Regions from separate parts of the Mus musculus genome. Here region 1 is linked to region 2. The links are chromatin loops, found by intact Hi-C in ENCODE. Cell type or tissue: left cerebral cortex. All regions are shown on one strand. Links, peaks and the distances in the headings refer to the core of each region. The heading gives the core; the rest is flanking DNA. Region 1 has its middle 240 kb from the start of Gm51890. Region 2 has its middle 120 kb from the start of Gm33791.

What was found. Hi-C counts contacts between places; a loop is a spot of excess contacts. Peaks named below come from ENCODE experiments on the same cell type or tissue, not always from the same donor. Only the 100,000 strongest peaks of a DNase experiment are listed, where the experiment ranks them.
Region 1: a loop joins it to region 2, with 2.1 times the contacts of the local background. A loop is called at or near these places in 2 of 42 quality-filtered maps.

What each region holds. Positions count from the first base shown.
Region 1 is chr11:37,227,316-37,232,696 of GRCm38, forward strand. It overlaps a transcript of Tenm2 not described here. Among named protein-coding and RNA genes, the nearest start is that of Gm51890, 240 kb to the left of the region's middle. In left cerebral cortex, for the core only: a CTCF peak has its summit at 3,069; no DNase peak of the experiment used is centred there; H3K4me3 peaks cover 1,089 bases.
Region 2 is chr11:37,476,507-37,481,887 of GRCm38, forward strand. No RefSeq gene overlaps it. Among named protein-coding and RNA genes, the nearest start is that of Gm33791, 120 kb to the right of the region's middle. In left cerebral cortex, for the core only: no CTCF peak of the experiment used is centred there; DNase peaks (open chromatin) are centred at 2,708 and 3,914; H3K27ac peaks cover 549 bases.

The sequences.
Region 1 (5,381 bases), core at 235-5,234, 250 kb before region 2:
TCCTCGAGAGACAAATCTTCACCCTTGGGATGTGAAGAATGAGGTAACATCTTCTCCTCTTTCCAGTTCCTGGAATTATCAAAAATTATCTTCTTTCTCTCCCTTTTAATTTTTTAGGGGAAATAGCAAGTATATGTATCACTTATGAGCAATGTAAATGGGTAGCTTGGGGTAGGAAGTGATTTAGCCACTCACTCAATCATTCAAGTCACCCAGGCAACAGGCATGCATCCTGCAAAGCTTCAGCTCTGGGATATCTTCTTATTCTGAAACCTCGAAGTTGAGAACAACCTAACCTGTGCAGCCAGAGACACAGTCTAATACTCACCTTCCAGCCTCACCCTTTAGGTAAACATGCCTGTTATTAGTTATCTGAATTTTTTTTAAATAGAAATAAAGAAGAAAGAAAGCTGACACATTAGATTCCTGACCTCACCTAAAGCCATGCTTTTCACAGAATGAATACATTTGAAGTTGCAAGGAAATGCTGCAAAATGTGCACTGTAAACATGTGCCAAGATGAATAGGTAAATAAATAAATCAGAAAAGGGTAGCAACATGGTGACAAACTTTTCTGAACGTCTTAGGTTAAAAACCTTATTTTAAAAATATAGACATGCATCTACGTAATATTCTTTTACCTAAGCTTCTAGACCACAGGGCCATAATCCTCACACACACATACGCTAAACTGTGTGTGATTCTGTGTGTACCCCATGGGGGCTTAATAACACTTATGAATTGACTGACAAGAGAAAAACCAAGAAATGACAACCTTCCGGGTAGCCGTAACACAATTTTAACTTGAAAATTGCCCAGAAATAGACTTCACAATCTATGGGAACATACACAAATCATATAAAAAGAAGCAGTGCCCCTCATATACCTAGACTGGCCTTAGGGAATAGCTTAGTGAAAAATTGTTGCTGTGGGAACGAGAGTTCAGCCTCTATCTCTATTCACTATTTGGCTTCTGCAGTGAATCCAGCTACAAGCAACGTTTATTCTGCAAGAAAAGGTACTATAAGATAATGTTTAACGTTAAGATTAGAAGAACTATAGAGTTATGCTTAATCTTTAACATGTTTCTCACCGAGTCTACAAGGATCACACACCCTTCCTTTCAATACTCAAGAATCGTGTTGGCATTTTAATTTCTCTGCAGACAAAATGTAGAGGGGGAAAAAAAGAGAGAGAAAGAAATCCTAATCTCCAATGCTGGGATAGCCTCTTTGATAGAAGCTTCCCCAAACCAATGGAAATTAGCAACAAATGACAATTTAGCTAGCACTTTCTCCAAATGACATCCACAGTGTACCTCTGACACCAAATCTTGTTCAGTGAGACCTAGAAGAAAGCTTTCAAGTGTCTTTAAGTTCCAAAGGGGTGTTTTCTTCCCTGAAGTTTCTACCTTGGAAGGTCAGAATGGGCCAGACATAACAATGTACCTGTCCTTTCAGGGGAAGAGGGATATAAATATTTCTCTTATCAATTTGGCTTTGTCAAATCTCCATGAAAGAGTGACCAGTTCAGCCTCCGCCCACGTTGAAAAGAAATGTCCACCTTAGTAAGTTTGCAAAACTATGATGACATGTGGCTAGAAAGTGAAGGGAGAAATGACACTCAGGATTCATTCTGTTAGAGTAACAGGGTAAAAGATGAGATAACCAGGATTGGTTGCAGAAAGAATTTTAAGTGAAAACACAGAAGAGAAATAAGAACCTGCCGGCCTGCCTGCATCTTTCCATACCACCAAACGCCAACTACAGCAACCTCTTTTAAGTGTAGCAATGCTGTCTTACACACACCATCTTATTTTCCATTGTCTAGTATTCCCCTTATTCTCTCTGCCTCTCCCATCCCAGAACTGGGACTGAAGAACAAATGCAGAGCCTTGCCCCTGCTAGGAAAGTGTCCACCACTTAGCTTGCCTTCACTCTTATTAGTCAGCCTCACATTTTACCTCTCTATCCTTTCATTTTGACCCCCAACTTATAATCCTTCCCCTAGATGGACTCCATCATCTACTTGGCTAGAAAATTGATCCTGATTTCCAATCTCCACTTTAAACATCCAAACTACCATGTGTTTCCAAAAAGCTAATGCATTTTAGACTTCATAAGGCTGTGGATTGCATAGAAAAGTCCTATCTTCCAGTTTTTCTGTATTTTCCTATGTCAACACAGATGCACCTTTATTTTCAAATGATATCTTTCTGTCAGGTTTTAGATTCTCACCCTAAGAACAAGGGGAGAGGACAAGTTGATTCTGCCCTCTTTATTTTCATGGCTACCTTATGGAGTTGAGAGATTGATGATTGATCTTTCTTCCACACTCATCCACTGCCTTCTCTGTAGCCACATGCAAATTTGCCAATGGATAATTAAGCAACAGACACATCCAATAAATATAATAAATAAATTTGATTTTTTTTCCTCTTAGTAATTGGTTTCATCTGACTGGCTCTGATGGTGTGTAGGGATATATAAACAGGATTAGAAAATAGAAAAATTAGATGCTGGGTCCTACAAATTGTACCCCCCCCCCAAGCACTGTGAAATGTCTCTGCAATAACTATGTTATTTGTAGGGTTAAAATGGAGAGAAGCAGTTTGTGCTTTCTCAAGATGTTTCAGTCAAAAAATATAAATAAAACTGCAGGAATGACTAATAAAAAAAGTGTAACCAATCATAGAACACATTTTTTTTTAACTTATAGACCCTCTACCCCCCCCACCCCAGCTCACACTGTCTTTCTCTCGAACTTCTACTTAGCTAGTGCTGACAGTCCCAAGCCTTGCTTAAGGTCCCCAGTCCGAGGTATCACATGAGCCAAGGCTACATGAATAGAAACATCTTGAACATACTAGAAGACAGAGAATGCACAGATCTCTGTGTACAATTACTGCCTAAGCAAATACAAAAATGAAAGGAAATTAAATAACTCTTCCAATATACCCTACACAAAGAACACAGCATTATCTTGCTTTGTAAAGAAAGCACCTATTTCTCTTCCCATTTGAGTTCCTGTATATCCTTTTGACTTCAGGCTGCTTCTACCACCAGAGGCACAGGACCTGGCTTGTGTGTGGGAATCACAGTCCTGACCATGCAGGAATAAAGTAAGATAAAGACTAAAATGCACTGTAGTATAGTTATTGTTTTTCTGCATTTCTAAGTAATTTCTACTGAAATGTGTAGCGAATATTCAAATGCCCCGATATTTTGATATTTTCAAGGCTTTAAAAATGATCATGGTTAATAATTTAAAGCCAGTTGCAAAAAGTCTGTAGTAAAAAGTATGCTGTGGTGTTCCTGATACCCAGATTTCTATAGGCACAGGTAAGGAGAGCTTCTGTGGTGTGTTTCCTTCTTGGAAACCATTTAAAAACCATACTTAAGTTGTTTTCAATACTGAAATTTTGATGTAGCTTGAAGAAACGATCCAAATACAATCAGAAGTACTTAACATCTATGTTTTTGAAATGATTATTTTATAGTATAGGATGTTCTTAATCTCTGCCAAAATGATGTTCCTTTCCCTGTATACGTCTTCTACATGGACTCTATGCCTCTCCTTGAGGCAGGAGAGATCAAAACATTAGGTACCAACTAAACTGGAAGCAACAATAAAAAAACAGCATTTCAATATAAGCATCTACCAAATGAATCCTGCCTCTGTCATGATTTACAATCAATATACCACTCTGAGTTTCGACTTTACCGCTTTCATATGACTAATACTCTGGCTTTAACTTTTACTTTCTAATAAGTAAAGACTGAGGAACCTAAATAAATAAATTAATTTATGACTTATTCTTTTGAGCCACATTCCTAAATTCATTATTACTTGTTAGGGTACAAATTTCTCTTTTCTATAAATACAAAGGTCATACTAACTGAGATGTATACCGCAAAATGTCTAGTGTGATTTATAAAACAAGCCTAATCTTATAGAGCACTAAAAGGAAAATACTCATGGAATAACATATACTTTCTGAAAGCTGAGTTATAAACTTTTGCAAATCTACATTGAGTTCTCCTGAAATGATAAGAACAAGCAAGCAGAAAAACTTCCCAAAATATCTATGTCCCAAAATATGTGGCAGAGCCACTTCCGAGAAGACAGAGTAGCAGGGGGCACAGCCCACAAGTCAGTAGAACTGCAGATTCAAGCCTCTTCCAGACTGCAGGCCAGTCCTGGGACCTGAGCACCTCAGAGGAACCAGCTCTCTTCCCAAACACACAGCACTGTAGTTTCCAACACAGACTTGGCTGTTCAGCACTTATCATGCATGTATATCCTAGCACGGGCTACACGCTGTTAGTAATATGAAGGACGTAGTCGACTGGTCCATCCTGGTCACATTGGTCAGAGTGGTAGGGGGCAGAAATCTTTACCAGGAGAAATAGACTTGACTTTAACATATCACATGCATTGTTTTGTTTGGGATTCTCTTTATTATACTTACAGAGTTAAAACACCTGCTCTCTTTTCACTCACAGGCCAACACAGTACATAAATACTATGCATACCCCATCAATTCATTTTTGCCTATAAGGATTGTCATTCTATGCTGAGGGCAGAGGGCAGATGGACCAATGGAAGACTTTCAGGAAAAACAAGACAAAACAAAACCAGAACAAACAAGAAATCAAAAGGAACTTCATTTTGGGGACAATTTCTTAGAGTTCTTCATGGTTTGCTATGGAGGAACTGATTTTTGAAAGCTGTACTACTTCAAGTTCAGAATCACACTGGGGGTATATATTGAATGGATTCTGCAGAGACAGACGGATTTTAGTGAACGAGTTATTTGCTTCTTTAGCTTATGAAGCCTTTGGAAATATCAGCAAGACAACTCTCAGTGTATCTAAAATAATTAAATTAGCAAGTGCTTTGTCTTTCTTAGCACGGAAAAGAGAACAAGAAAGTAAAAACAACTACATGTTGCTGATAGCACACATTCTTAAACAATGGAACCATTTCTTTTCTAAATCAAACTAAACGCCAGAAAAACAAAGGCTACTTTGGCAAAGCTGCTACACAAAGAGCAGATACTTCTGTTCTCAGCAGAAGAAATTCTTTAAAATGACTGGTAGGGTAAATACACATTACTTGCAGTATTCCCTGATTGCAAAATTTATCTCATTTCATCAAATATTGTTACCTATCTTTTCACTGAAAATACCTTTTTAAAAATGCAAGTATCCAGGTTCTATCTTTTGGCTGAAAGTCTCTTTCACTTCTTCTGGGTGTAGAATGGAGAGTGTGAAGAACACATTGAGGTTAGCAAGAGTCAGTATCAGATCAAAGACTAGAACTGTTACTCCATGTCAAGTAATGAGGAAAAAAAAAATGCTTTGTCCATAGCCATGTGT
Region 2 (5,381 bases), core at 300-5,299:
CCCTTTCAAAACTCCAGAAGAGTTTACACATGCATAAGATCGGAATTGGAAACAATTTCACAAATTCTTACCGAGGGGTACAGGGTCTTTTTCACCTCACTTGTCAGTCAGAGTTGAATCAGAAAGATGTACCTGTAATACATGATATTTAATAGAGCATGTTAGCAACACCTCAGGTTATATTTCACTACCTAAGCTTTTATGTATTAAAGGCACAAACATATATATTTATGTATATAAAATCTTGTATATTCTAGGCACTATAACACTATTATAGTAACCATTTCCTTAGAAATACTCCTACAGAAGACTGACAGAATGCCAGTAGTTGTCTTTCAGATGCAAGGTTTTCATTCTAGAAGACATCTGCTAAATCTCAATTGGCTGGAAAGTGTTGGCCAAGGCAAAGCCCAGATTCCTACATCAACATCTTGTCTCATTGACTGTTAAGGTTGCTAGCCCCATAATAAATCTCCAGATCTAGAAATACACAGAAGTGGTATATTATAGCCACCGATAACACTTATCCTTTTTGCTTAAGCCTGAGAAAATTTGAAATGCCCCAAGAAAATGTTGTACTTGCAAATTTTAAGGATTTTGCAAATCATTTACCATTCTGTGAAAAGGGACTGAGGACCGACTGCCCAGTAGTGCACCAATGTGTATTTCAATTAACACTACCTACGGTTTTACTTTGGGGAAGTTACTTTATTTTAAATGTATTCAGACAGATCAAATATAAAGGCTATGGTGGATCTGAATCCAAATACGTCCTGTTATCTGCTACTGTGACTCTGCCTGGCTTTTCAGCTTTGTTATATTTAGATGTGAGCTCGTAACTGCTGTAATACATATTTAGTGACCCAGTGAGGGGAAAAAACAAACCCACATATCTGAGATAAAGAAGTTGTGTATAAGGGCATAGAGTCTCACACAGGCACAGAACAGTCACCAATGCTTTAGCCACAACTGTGCTCTGCCAGTGTGCCAAGTGCACCTTGTAAGGGCCATGAGATTAAAGCAGGTACTTTCAATAGGGCGTAGTATAATTATATGGTAATTTGAACTTAGAATTGCAGGCAATCCTATGTCCCTCTAATATCTCATCAATGGGTCTGTCTTGAGCATTATAGAATTTCCCAGTGGTGTTCAGAGTTCGCACTATCCCAGATTCAGTTTTGATCTATTTTGTTTAGTCAATAGACATGTGCTAGATCCAAGTCCCATATGATACTCTAGAGTGACCCAGGATTTTTTTTTAAGCTGGATATTTTCTTTATTTACATTTCAAATGTTTTCCCCTTTCTAGGTCTCCCCTTCAGAAACCCCTATCCCATCCCACCTCCCCTTGCCTCTATGAGGGTGCTGCCCCACCCACCCACCCACTAGGGTCTTCCTGCTCTGGCATTTCCCTCCACAAGGGCATCGAACACTCTCAGGCCCAAGGCCTGCTCCACACTGATGTCCAACAAGGTCACCCTCTGCCACATATATGGCCAGAGCCATGGGTCCCTCCGTGTGTACTCTTCGGTTGGTGGTCCAGTCCCCTGGAGCTCCAGGGGGTCCGGCCTGTTGACACCATTGCTCCCTCTATAGAGCTGCAAACTTCCTTAGGTCTTTTAGTCCCTTCTCCAACTCCTCCATCGGGGACCCTGTGCTCAGTCCAATGACTGGCTGTGAGCATTCACCTTTGTATTTGTCAGGATCTGGCAGAGCCTCTCAGGAGATAGCCAGGTTTGTGAGAGAGCTGCTTTGCTTTGCATTGTTTAGGGTTTGGCCAAGAAGCCTGAGTGGCCTCTTGGTATCAGGGTCCAGCCCCCATCTTCTGAAATAGGAATAAAACCTCCTGTTTGCCCGTGTATACTCTGAAGTTGTAACTATTTCAGATACATGTTAGAAGACGATGGAGATCTTCAATAACCTTACAGTACCTTCAAATTATCTAGGGCACACTTAAATCCTGCCATTCTAGAGTCTGCATTTTTCAAAGTAGACCAGATTCCACCTGAACCAAGCTGGCTGATTGTTCCTCTGGGATTGTTCCACAGGACACCCTGCAGGGTCTTTGAGAGACACCAGCAGGTTGGAGGGTAATAGTATCCACAGAGGCCTCAGGGCTGGTGGGGTGGTCATAGGAATCAATAGTGAAAGGAAAGTATCTTGGATTTGAAAGTACAGTGCTTTGTGTTGCCAGTATTGAATCTTTCCCTTTTTGGTTTTGAATGGAAGAGATAGCTTGCCTAATTGCTGCTCCAGCTTGCAAGGGTCACAGACTGTAATATTTAGTGCTGTATGAGGTCTTTTGCAGAGCTAATGCATATCAAATAATTTAGACCATTTCTGTGTCTGATAAAATGGATTTTTGACAGAAAGAGGGCTGCCTAAACTCTCATCCTACTGGGGCTAATCACAGAGTATTAAGAAACTTGTTTATTAGGAGTATGCAGCTGAGTCATAGACCTGTTTGCGAAAGTAAACTGCAGGACAGCTGTGTAAAGGGAGAGCGATGAAATGTGTGCATCCTAACAAGGCCTGTGAGCTGTCCTCAGAAATCTTACAAATGCACTGCATCACACTTGTTCTGAGCAGGCAAGCCCAAGAGTGAACATTAACAATATGCCCATGCACAGCTTTATATAATCACGATTGAACGTCCACTGTCCAATGCCGTTCCCACTCTTCCTTTTCTGAGCCAAGTTAACAAGGAAAAGGTTTTCAGGTAACCTAGATTTGCTGTTCTTGTAAGTGCTTGTTATAGCTGTAGTGAAATAAAAAGAAGTGCTGGGTGGGAGGTACACATTATCACCCATAAAAATGAGCAAGAAAGAAGACATTTTAGGCTTGCCTGTTGGATAAGAAGCAAAGAGACCCATCAGAAGTGCAGTTCTGGAAATTCCCTAATTTTCAGGCCATCACAGACAGAAGAAATTCTCACTCTAAGACAAGATCTGGTTTAAGGTCGTTGCCTAGGTGACTCTGCATTTTAAGTAGTTGTTGAAAGAGATCCTGGGCCTTTGGCTCAGAAATTACTTTTCAAAGAATTTATCTGCCAGAAATATACAGATAAGACTTATCAAGATGTCACCAAAAAGACACTTACTATAACTCTTCTTAAAAAGTGAATAATTGTAAGTAATACAAATAAAAATTGATAAAACATTATCTGAATACACAGTAACATATCCATTCAATGGAATACTATACAGTCCTTAAAAAGAAAGACCTACATCTAGGTTATTAATATGAAAATATATCTAATTAGCAGGTCAGAAAGAATTTTAGAACAGTACATATGAATCATATGGCTGAAACACAACAAAACATAAACAAGAAATGCAATTTCAATGATTATAAAACAAAATAGTAACGTAATTTCTAGAAGAAATAGAGCTCTAGGAGCCTTTTGTAGTCAAGCATATGCTTCAATGTTTATATACTAATTTTTAGGATGAAAGTACTACTTATAAAGTTTCTAATATATTTGCGGTCCTAATCTATTCATTCCAAGTTTTTTTCAGCCGTTGACTTACAAATAAGCCATCTGAGATCTCGTGATTGACAAGTTAGCTGTTCAGAAAGCCAGAAAAATAGCTAAGCCATATTAGAAACTCAAAAGAGCAAAAACCTGCCTGGTTCTCTCTCCCTTCTGAATCTCTCCCAGCAAGGACTTTCAGAGTCTCAGGGGTTGTGCGGAAGAGTCAGAGGAAGCAGAGATCAGTAGCAACAGACAACAAAGCTTAGCCCAAAACTGAGAAAGGAGAAACTGCGCAGTGAAAGCTCCTTTCAAATTAATAAGCTGGCAGTTAATTTCTGAACTAACTCTAATTTGTACGTGGCACCTTCTGTCAGAGCTGTCAACAGAGTTGCTTTTACTTCACACTGGCTTGCTAGCTGGAAAGGCTGGCTTGGGGCCAGGTGCTCACCCTGCTAGTACACACTGCCATCAGCCTGGGCTCTTCATTTGAGACCATTGGGTAATTTCGTGAGCAAATGTAGGTGGCTATTTATAAATGTGATTCCTACTTATCAAGAGGAAATCTTGCAACATCTCCAGGCCTAAGCTTTTCCTCTGATAGTCCAACTTTGAAATCACAAGGAAGACTCTACAGGAGCTGGCAGGAGTGTGGGGGTAGGGGGGAGGGTTGGGGACAGTTGAGGGGAGATTTCTAGAAATGAAAACACTTGGAATTTTAGGAACTGTGTAATATCAGCACCTTAAAGCGTACAAAAAATAGCCATTGGCAGAGGTAGTGGATAACCTGCCCACTCCATGGAAGCTGCCCACTCCATCTCCCACTCTATGGAAGCTGTCTACTTCATCCCCCTTGGAAACATTAGACGGAACCCGTTGCTTGTCAGAAGCATCCTCTTTTCGTTACAAGTTGGGGCTTTATGTGAGTTAATTTGAAAATTTGTATTTTTTTTAAGTTAGGACTTGTGCCATTCAGTATCTCCTTTCAAAGCCCTTTCTCTTCTTTGCTCGTAGAACCTTCTAGTTATTAACAGAAAGGAAAGCCCCAAGGCCACCCAGCCTAAAGTAATCATCCATCTTTCTTTTTCACAGTGGCATCTTTTCTCAGTGTCTTCTGAGAGACATCTTCTGGAGTATTCCAGAAAATTTTAGTCTCCATTATTGGTCTTAGTCAGGGTTACAATTGCTGCAGGGAAACACCATAACCAAAGCTAGTTGGGGGAGAAAGGGTTTATTTAGCTTATAGTCCCATTGCACTGCTCATAATCAAAAAAAGTAAGGGCGGAAACTCATACAAGGCAGGAACCTGGAGGCAGAAGCTGATGCAGAGGTCATGGAGGAGTGCTGCTTACTGGATTGCTCTCCAAGGCTTGCTCAGCCTGCTTTCTCTATCTTTCTCTTTCTTTCTCTTTCTCTTTCTCTTTCTCTTTCTCTTTCTCTTTCTCTTTCTCTTTCTCTTTCTCTTTCTCTCTCTTTCTCTCTCTCTGTTTCGCTTTCACTTTCACTTTCTCTTCTTCTCTTCTCTTCTCTTCTCTTCTCTTCTCTTCTCTCTCTCTTCCTCTTCCTTTTTCTCTTTCTCCTCTCCTTTCCTTCTCCTCTCTCCTCTCCTCTCTTCTTTTCTTTCCTGTCCTCTGTTTTTTATGTTGTTGCTTTCGTTTTCATCTGTCTTTTTTTTTTTTCTTTTTTTCTTTCTGAGGCAGAGCTTCTCTGTGTAACAGCCCTGGCAATCCTTGAACTTCCCTTGTAGAAGAGGTTGCTATGAAACTCACAGAAATTTTCCTGCCTCATCATCCGTGGTTCTAGGATTAAAGGTGTGTTAGGAGCAGGTGTGGCGGCAGTCCCAAAGGCGCCAGGGATTGCAGCTAAGTCATATGACTTGCACCTGACTTCCTCATACAAGACACAAACA